2 separate regions of the Homo sapiens genome follow, and region 2 is linked to region 1. A link is a loop called in an ENCODE intact Hi-C map of the cell type or tissue named here. Cell type or tissue: heart left ventricle. All regions are shown on one strand.

Evidence for each region. A loop is a pair of places that touch in the nucleus more often than their neighbours do. Peaks named below come from ENCODE experiments on the same cell type or tissue, not always from the same donor. Only the 100,000 strongest peaks of a DNase experiment are listed, where the experiment ranks them.
Region 2: it touches region 1 in a loop (2.1-fold over the local background); 2 of 110 quality-filtered maps call a loop at or near these places.

Annotation. Positions count from the first base shown.
Region 1 is chr1:155,893,036-155,898,035 of GRCh38, reverse strand. RIT1 (Ras like without CAAX 1) reads left to right here. Exons shown (of 6, transcript NM_006912.6): 6 at 1-228. It also overlaps the pseudogene LOC124904686. Among named protein-coding and RNA genes, the nearest start is that of RIT1, 16 kb to the left of the region's middle. In heart left ventricle, no CTCF peak of the experiment used is centred here; no DNase peak of the experiment used is centred here; H3K27ac peaks cover 1,371 bases.
Region 2 is chr1:155,802,607-155,807,606 of GRCh38, reverse strand. It overlaps GON4L (gon-4 like), which reads left to right. Exons shown (of 32, transcript NM_001282860.2): 11 at 2,466-2,658. Among named protein-coding and RNA genes, the nearest start is that of GON4L, 52 kb to the left of the region's middle. In heart left ventricle, no CTCF peak of the experiment used is centred here; no DNase peak of the experiment used is centred here.

The DNA.
Region 1 (5,000 bases):
GCACTGGAACTGTTCATGTCCATACCAGACCGGTAAATTATAAGATCCAGATGTTAGTGTCTAGAATTAGCTGTTTAGAATTCAGAGGGGACATATGTTTTAACTTTGTCATATATTAGCAAGAATTGGTCTACTGTGATGTTTGGGGAGGAGGAGGGGGGGATAATTTTTTTAATGCACTTGTATGTGAAGACAGTTTGTATGACATAATACAAAACTTTTAAACAACTTGGGCTTTCCTTTGCTTCCCTATCAGTGGGTAGAGTTTTTGGAATCATTGCAAAAGAGTTGTTTTCAGAAAAACATAACCATGAGATGTGATATTCTGGAAAATATGAATTCAAAAAATTTGAGTGCCCACCATGAACAAGACACCCATGTCAAGTGCTAGGGAGCATGCCATGGAATCCCCCTTCATTTGAAGAGATTACCTCTTGGGAGGAGACAGGAAAAACACATATGGAAAATGACAGCACATTTGCTACCTGATCAAGGGTTACTTAAAGTTGTTATAAGTAAATACACTAAATGAAAAGTGAAAGAATGATTTTTTTTTTTTTTTTTTTTTTGAGACAGAATCTCGCTCTGTCGCCCAGGCTGGAGTACAGTGGCGCGATTTCGGCTCACGGCAAGCTCCGCCTCCTGGGTTCACGCCATTCTCCTGCCTCAACCTCCCAAGTAGCTGGGACTACAGGCGCCCGCCACCACACCTGGCTAATTTTTTGTATTTTTTAGTAGAGATGGGGTTTCACCATGTTAGCCAGGATGGTGTTGATCTCCTGACCTTGTGATCCACCCGCCTCAGCCTCCCAAAGTGCTGGGATTACAGGTGTGAGCCACCGCACCCAGCCAAGAATGATAACTTTTTACCTGAAGGTCATTTAATCTCCATTACTGTAAATGGCCACCAGTGTTGGTAGAGAGGACCTAATTTGAACGTTAAACAAATGGATTTTTTTGTTTTGAGACAGAGTCTTACTCTTATCACTCAGGCTGGAGTGCAGTGGTGTGATCTGGGCTCACTGCAGCCCCTGCCCCCCAGGTTCAAGTGATTCTCCCATCTCAGCCTCCTGAGTAGCTGGGATTACAGGTGCGCACTACCACGACCAGGTAATTTTTGTATTTTTATTAGAGATGGTTTTGCCATGTTGGCCAGGTTGGTCTCAAACTCCTGACCTCAAGTGATCCACCCTCCTCGGCCTCCCAAAGTGCTGGGATTATAGGTGTGAGTCACTGTATCTCGCCTGTCTTTGGTTTAAAAAAGACAGTCTCCGTCTGCTAGGCTGGAGTGCGGTGGTGTGATCATGGCTCACTGTAACCTTGAACTCCTGGGTTTAAGTGAAAGATCCTCCTGCGTCAGCCTCTTCAGTAGCTGGGACTACGGGCACATGCCACCATGCCGTGCCAAATTTTTACATATTTTGTAGAGGCGGGTCTCAAACTCCTGGCCTCAAGCAATCCTCCTGCCTCAGCCTTCCAAAGTGCTGGGATTACAGGCTTGAGCCACCTCACCTGGCCCAAGAGTGGATTTTTATGTCCTCATTATTATTTAAGTTTTTTTTTTTTTTTGAAACAGTCTCACTCTGTCGCCCAGGCTGGAGTGCAGGGACACCATCTCAGCTCAGTGCAGCCTCTGCCTCCCGGGTTCAAGTGATCTTTGTGCCTCAGCCTCCCAAGTAGCTGGGATTACAAGCATGTGCTACCACGCCTGGCTAATTTTTTGTATATTTAGTACAGACAGGGTTTCACCATGTTGGCCAGGCTGGTCTCAAACTCCTGGCCTCAAGTGATCTGCCCGCCTTGGCCTCCAAAGTGCTGGGATTGCAGGTGTGAGCACTGCACCCTGCCTATTTAACATTTTTGAATGGTCAGTAACTGTCAGTGTCCACTAGAAACAGGTACTGGAGGAGTGGCATTCCATTTTTCTTTCCGTCTCTTTTTTTTTTTTTTCTTCACTTGATTTAAAAAATCATTCCCCTGGTCGGGCACAGTGGCTCATGCCTGTAATCCCAGTACTTTGAGAGGCCAAGACAGGTGGATCACGAGGTCAGGAGTTCAAGACCAGCCTGGCCAAGATGGTGAAACCCTGTCTCTACTAAAGATACAAAAATTAGCTGGGCGTGGTGGTGGGCGCCTGTAATCCCAGCTACTCGGGAGGCTGAGGCAGAGAATTGGAATTGCTTGAACCCGGGAGGCAGAGGTTGTGGTGAGCTGAGATTGCGCCATTGCACTCCAGCCTGGGCAACAGAGCAAGACTCTATCTCAAAAAAAAAAAAAAATTGTTCCCCTCTTTGATTAAATTACTCATACTTAATGGCATTCCATTTTCTAATGTAACCTCTGTTAGAATAAGTAATGGAATTTCAGGTGAAGTATTTATAAGCCTCTTCCATGTATTAAGCACTGTTTTAAAGAGCTGTGAAGGATTCAGAGGAATATAGAATACGGGCTGGCATAGTGGCTCATGACTGTAATCCTAGCACTTTGGGAGGTGGAGGTAGGCAGTTTGCCTGAGCTTAGGAATTCGAGACCAGGCTGAGAAACATGGTGAGACCCCATCTCTACTGAAATACAAAACAAAAAAAAAATTAGCTGGGTGTGGTGGCCCACACCTGTAATCCCAGCTACTCTGGAGGCTGAGGCACAAGAATCACTTGAACCCAGGGGGCGGAGGTTACAGTGAGCCAGGATCGTGTCACTGCACTCCAGCCTGGGCAACAGTGAGACTCTGTATTTAAAAAAAAAAAAGTGTATATATATATTTTTTTTGTACATGTATATTGTATATATATATACACCAAAAATATATATATGTTATTCCTGCTCTGGAGCTTAGATAAAATTTATATATGTAGCCAGGTGCGGTGGCTCACGCCTGTAATCCCAGCACTTTGGGAGGCTGAGGTAGGTGGATCACGAGGTCAGGAGATCGAGACCATCCTGGCTAACATGGTGAAACCCATCTCTACTAAAAATACAAAAAAAATAGCCAGGCGCGGTGGCGGGCGCCTGTAGTCCCAGCTACTCGGGAGGCTGAGGCAGGAGAATGGTGTGAACCTGGGAGGCAGAGCTTGCTGTGAGCTGAGATCATGCCACTGCACTCCAGCCTGGGCAACAGAGCAAGACTCCGTCTCAAAAAAATAAATAAAATTTGTATATATAAAACAGCTAGAGGTCAGTCTTAAAGTAATAAGTCATATGCTTCAAACTGGAAATGTTATAGGAATTCAAAAAGGAAGGAATTAGTAAATGTAGTAGACTCCTAATAAGTCATTGGTAGTGTTATGCCTTTTCCAAACTCGTACAGAAATTTGAAATCTTGCCAGGCACGGTGGCTCATGCCTGTAATCCCATCACTTTGGGAGGCTGAGGCAGATGGATCACTTATGGTCAGGAGTTCAAGACCAGCCTGGCCAACATGGCGAAACCCTGTCTCTACTAAAAATACAAAATTAGCTGGGTGTGGTGGCATGCGCCTGTAATCCCAGTTACTTGGGAGGCTGAGGCAGGAGAATTGCTTGAACCCGGGAGGCAGAGGTTGCGGTGAGCCAAGATCGTGCCACTGCCCTCCAGCCTGGGCGACAGCAAGACTCCATCTCAAAAAAAAAAAAAAATTTTTTTTCAATCAACTTTTGTTTTTTAAGTTCAGTCTCCATAGAGATTGTCAAAAATTGCCAATGCCAGGGTATTGGGAAAAGTTTTCAATTAGCAATAATCATGCCTCATTGGCTATAATCCTGTCACTGTACAAAGCTGTCCAATCAACTTTTAAACATATGCCAGGCACAGGGCTCACGCCTGTAATCCCAGCAATTTGGAAGGCTGAGGTGGACAGATCACAAGGTCAGGGATTCAAGATCAGCCTGACCAACATGGTGAAACCCCATCTCTACTAAAAATACAACAAAAATTAGCCAGGCATGGTGGTACGCGCCTGTAATCCCAGTTACTCGGGAGGCTGAGGCAGGAGAATCACTTGAACCCGGGAGGTGGAGGTTGCAGCGAGCCAAGATTGCGCCACAGCACTCCAGCTTGTACGACAGAGCGAGACTCCATCTCAAAAACAAACAAACAAACAAAAAACCATGAGTTGGCCTTGAGACAAAACTACTGAAATGTTTTAGCTTTATCTAATAATGTTTGCTTAAAAAAAAACTCATGATGAGCAGCTTTTGGTTCAGTGCATACATTCCACAGCACACGTGATCATATCATGAAGTCACTCAGTTTTTTGAACAAAAGCTGCTGCAGTGGGGACATGTGTCATTTCCTGCCCTTCCTGGAGCTAGTTATTGCCAGAGTTTATTGCAGTTTTCTCTGAGCCAGAAGAAAAACTTTAGCTCCAAAACATCTCCCACAAAATGCTTTCCCTAGTTTCCTGGCAGAGGAGTGTGCAGGTGAGGGGGCAGAGGCAGAGAAATGTATGGCTTTTATGAGGATGGGTCCAAGTGCTCAATACACTGCAATCCAACATAAAATCTCTGCTGCCCAGGAAGGCATGTACATCAATCTAGTCAGCCAGAGAATTAAATTGTGCATTCCCACCCAAAACATTCTGGACACTCTTATTTTCATGTCCTTAGACTCCCGAAGAGAAATACATGGGTCTAGTTGCAACTAACACACACCTACCACCATCATCAAAAAACACAAAACCAAAACCGATCATTATACCAAACTTCTTTTGAAACTCCAACTCAGAATAAGTAGGAAGAAGAGACAGCCTTTTCAGGTTTGCTTTAAGTCTGCTTCCCAGACAATATTTTGTTCCCTGCCTGCCTGCCTTTCTTGGGTATCCGCTGCATGCCAAGCAATGTGTTGGCATTGGGAATTCAACAGTGAATTTAAAAAAAAGCTCACAGTTCTTAGAGTCTCAGTTCTTTTCAGTGGGCACCTCTAATTCTAACGTGCAAAATCTGACACAGATTTGGATTGAATGGTGGGAGAATGAGAAGGAGTAAGGGACACATAGCAATTTCAACTGCTTGGTAAACAATAAC
Region 2 (5,000 bases), 90 kb after region 1:
TCAGCCTCCTGAGTAGCTGGGACTACAGGCGCCTGCCACCATGCCCAGCTAATTTTTTGTATTTTTTATAGAGACGGGGTTTCACTGTTAGCCAGGAAGTTCTTGATCTTCTGACCTCGTGATCCGCCCACCTTGTCCTCCCAAAGTCTGGGATTACAGGTGTGAGCCACTGCACCCAGCCTCATTTTTTTAAAATAAATATTTTAAATAAGAGTCTTGCTCTGTTGCCCAGGCTGGAGTGCAGTGGTATGATCTCAGCTTGCTGCAGCCTCAACCTCCTCCTGTGTTCAAGTGATCCTCCCACGTTGGCTCTTGCATAGCTGGAACTACAGGCATATGCCACCACTCCCATCTAACTTTTTATTTTTTGTAGAGATGGGGGTCTTGCTGTGTTGCCCAGCTGGTCTTGAACTCCTAGACTCAAGCGATCTTGTCACCACAGCCTATCAAGGTGCTGGGTTTACAGATGTACAAATGTGAGCCTCTGTGCCTGGCCCTGTTTTTTTTTTTTTTTTGAGATGTCTCTCTTGCTTAGGTTGGAGTACAATGGTGCAATCATGGCTCACTACAGCCTTGATCTCCTAGTCTCAAGAGATCCTTCTCTTTCAGCCTCCTAAGTAGCTGGGACTACAATTGGTGCCACCACACGCAACTAATTTGTTTGTTTGTGGCAGAGATGAGGTCTCACTGTGTTACCCAGGCTGGTCTCAAACTCCTAGCTTCAAGCAGTTCTTCCTGGGCCTCCCACAGTGTTGGGATTGCAGGTGTGAGCCAATGCATTCAGCCAGCGGTATTATACTTAATTGCCCCACAGTGGAAACAATCTGAATTCCATCAACAGATAATTGGATAAACAAAAGTGGTATATCTATACAATGGGATATTATTGGGTGAAAAAAGGAATTCGGGGCCAGGCATGGTGACTGGAGTGCAGTGGTACGTGTCTCACTGTCACCTTGAACTCCTAAACCCAAGCAATTCTCCTGACTCAGCCTCTTGAGTAGCTGGTACCACAGGCACATACCACCATGCCTTTAATCCCAGCAGTTAGGAAGGCCAAGGCAGGAGGATTACTTGAGCCCAGTCCAGGAGTTTGAAACTTGCCTGGGCAACATAGGGAGTCCCCCCACCCCCATCTCTACAAAAAATGAAAAAAATTAGCTGAGTATGGATCCAGTGGCTCACACGTGTAATCCCAACACTTTGGGAGGCTGAGCAGGTAGGTCACCTGAGGTCAGGAATTCAAGACAAGCCTGGCCAACCCCATTTCTACTAAAAATACAAAAATTTGCCAGGTGTGGTGGCACACGCCTGTAGTCCCAACTATTTGGGAGGCTGAGGCAGGAGAATCACCCGAACCCGGGAGATGGAGGTTGCAGTGATCCGAGATCGTACCACTGCACTCCAGAATGGGTGACAGAGCAAGACTCCATCTAAAAAAAAAAAAAAAAATTAGCCGAGCATGGTAGAGCATGCCGATAGTCCCAGCTACTTGGGAGGCTGAGGCAGGAGAATTGCTTGAGCCCAGGAGTTCGAAGCTGCAGTCAGCTCTGATTGTGCCAGTGCTGTAGCCTGGGTGAGAGATTGAGACTCTATCTCTTAAAAAAAAAAAAAAAAACACCAGGCATGGTGGCTCACAGCTGTAATCCGAACACTTTGGGAGGCTGAGGTGGGCAGATACCTGAGGTCAGGACTTCGAGACCAGCGTGCCCAACATGGTGAAGCTCCGTTTCTAGTAAAAATACAAAAATTAGTCAGATGTCGTGGCTGGTGCCTGTAATCCCAGCTCCCTGGGAGGCTGAGGCAGGAGAATCACTTGAACCCAAGAGGCAGAGGTTGCAGTGAGCCGAGATGGCACCACTGCATTCTAGCCTGGGCAACAAAGCAAGACTATGTCTCAAAAAAAAAAAAAAAGTATTGATAGATATTACAACAGGGTGGGATTTAAATGCATTATGCTAACTGAAAGCGGCCAGAGACAGGCCACACATTTTATGATTCCATCTAAGTGAAATGTCCAGCAGAAACAAATCCATAGAGACAGAAAATAGATTAATGCTTAACAGGGGCTGGGAGGAGGGGGAAAGGGAAGCGACTACTAATGGGTATGGGATTTCTTTTTGGGTTAATGGAATGTTCTGAAATTAGATAATGGTGATGGTTGTATAACTCTGTGAATATATGAAAATCCTTTCAATTATACACTTTAAAAGGGTAAATTTTATGGTATGTGAATTGTATATCAATAAAGCTGTTATAAATTTTCCTAAAATGTTGGTTTCAAACTGATGTCATTTATTTTATTTCTTTTTTATGTCGTGTTTCTTAAAGTTTCTCAAACAATAATAAATCCAAATTGTTTAGAGGAAGGATCCTGTTACTTAAGCTAAGATGAGAAGAAAAGGAGTGATGATGAGGTTTGGAAACATCACTCACTCAGTGACTTTTCTTTCTCCATTGTCCAGCCCATGGATGACAGTCTCATTGCATTTCGAACGCGTTCTAAGATGCCCCTGAAAGATGTTCCCCTGGGCCAATTAGAGGCAGAGCTCCAAGCTCCAGACATCACTCCAGATATGTATGACCCCAATACGGCAGATGATGAGGACTGGAAGATGTGGCTGGGGGGACTTATGAATGATGATGTGGGGAATGAAGGTAAGTTTTGGTTTGTGATTTATTATGTATACTGTCCATTATCTGTTGTAAAATTTTTAGTATTTGGAAGGGTATAGAATGGAATGGTTTGGGTTAATTGATTTAATTTGTATTTAACTGATAATTTATCTTAAATCAGTAGTTAATTTTTCTTTTTTTTTTTTTCCTGAGACAGGGTCTCACTCTGTCACCCAGGCTGAGTGCAGTGTTGCAGTCACGGTTCATTGCAGCCTTGACCTCCTGGGCTCAAGCAATCCTACCCCTTATCCCACTGAGTAGCTGGGACTACAGGCACATGCCACTGTGCCCGACTAATTTTTTATTTTTTGTAGAAACGAGATGTCACTATGTTGCCCAGGCTGTTCCCAAACTCCTGGCCTCAAACAATCCTCCTACCTTGGCCTCCTGAATGCTAGAATTATAGGCATGAGCCACCGTGCCTGGGCCAATTCTTAACATTTCTTTTTCTGGGTAAGGAATCTTTTGAATCCTAAGATTGTTGAATGCTAAGATTTGAATCCCTTGAAACATACATGCACATGTAGTTTTGTTGTTGTCTTTTGTTTTTGAGACACTGTCCCAAAACAGGGTGTTGCCCAGGGTGGATCACAGTGGGGTGATCATAGCTCACTGTAGCCTTAAACTCCTGGGCTCAAGAGATCGTCCTCAGGTCTCAGCCTCCCAAGTAGCTGAGATTATAGGCACGCACCACCTTGCCTGGCTAATTTTTTAAAAATTTCTGTAGAGAAATGTTGCTCAGGCTGGTCTTAAACTCCTGCCTCAAGTGATCCTCCCACCTTGGCCTCCCAGAGAGCTAGGATTACAGGCATGAGCCACTGTGCCTGGCCCACTCAAAATTTTATGTATGATTTCATTAGGGTTCAGTGATTTACCAAAAGAACACTGTGTTAGTTAAGGGTCTTCATGATGCAAGTGAAAGAATCCTAACTCTATCTTGCTGGGGTGAAATGAAACCAGACTTTGGGAAGTGTAGTAAATCAGCAGTGGAACTGAGGCACTGTTAGGATCCCCCTTTCCTCTCTATTTTACTTCCTTTTGTCACTCAGCTCCATTCTCACATTTATTTTTCTACAAGGTTAGAGCTCTGTTCATAAACACTCCGTGATTACTTTTTGCTTTGTCTACACTTCAGGACTCTCCCCTGCAAGCTCCAGTTATAAAATCCAGGGGAACAAGTCAGATCGACTTGGTTTGATCTCATGCCCAGTCTCTTGGTACTACATGGGATTGATAGGGAGACTGTTCAGCATGGAGTCTGGTGATTGATAGCACCTCATAGAACAGTGTGGTTGAAGTATGTGGTGACCCTAAAGAAGTAATGGTATTATCAGAAATGGGGAAGAAATATTGATCAGATAAAAGTTTGGATGGAAACAGACTAAGTAGGCTGGGCGTGGTGGCTCACACCTATTATCCCAGCTCTTTGGGAGGCCGAGGCGGGCGGATCACAAGGTCAAGAGATTGAGACCATCCTGGCCAACAGGGTGAAACCCTGTCTCTACTAAAAATAAAAAAATTTGCTGGGCGTGGTGGTGCACGCCTGTAGTCCCAGCTACTCAGGAGGCTGAGGCAGGAGAATCACTTGAACCTGGCAGGCGAAGGTTGTAGCGAGCCGAGATTGCGCCACTGCGCTCCAGCCTGGCAACAGAGCGAGACTCCATCTCAAAAAAAAAAAAAAAAGAAAAAGAAATAGACTGAGTAAATGGCTGGGTAGGTAATGCTAGGAGTAAGTCAGGATAAGTGAATGAAAGAAAATAACAGGTCCTTGAATGTACCTTATGATACTATTAATAGTTATATAGTATATCATTTGGCAAATGTTTGAGTACTTTCTTTATACAAGGCATTGTGCTAGAATCTGTGAGGGATAAAGGAGCATAATCATTTGGTCATGGAATAAAAGCTTTATGAATGACAGGGTGCCTGGCCCATTGTTAGGTTCACAATACATTGTACTTTTTTGTGTGTGTGTGAGACAGGGTCTCACTCTGTCACCCAGGCTGGAGTGCAGTGGTGAGATCTTAGCTCACTGCAGCCTTGACCTCCTTGGCGCAAGCAATTCTCCCACCTCAGCCTTCTAAATAGCTGGGAATACAGGTTTGTGCCATCATGCCCGGCCAATTTTTGTATTTTTTGTAGAGTTGGGGTTTTGCCATGTTGCCCAGGCTGGTCTCGAACTCCTGCGCTCAAGCGATCCTCCTGCCTCTGCTTTCCAAAGTGCTGAGATTACAGGAGTGAGCCATCGCGCTCAGCCAGTATATTGTAAATGAATGAAGTTGTTGAATAAACTCAGATATGCCATCAAAGTGGCATAAATGCTG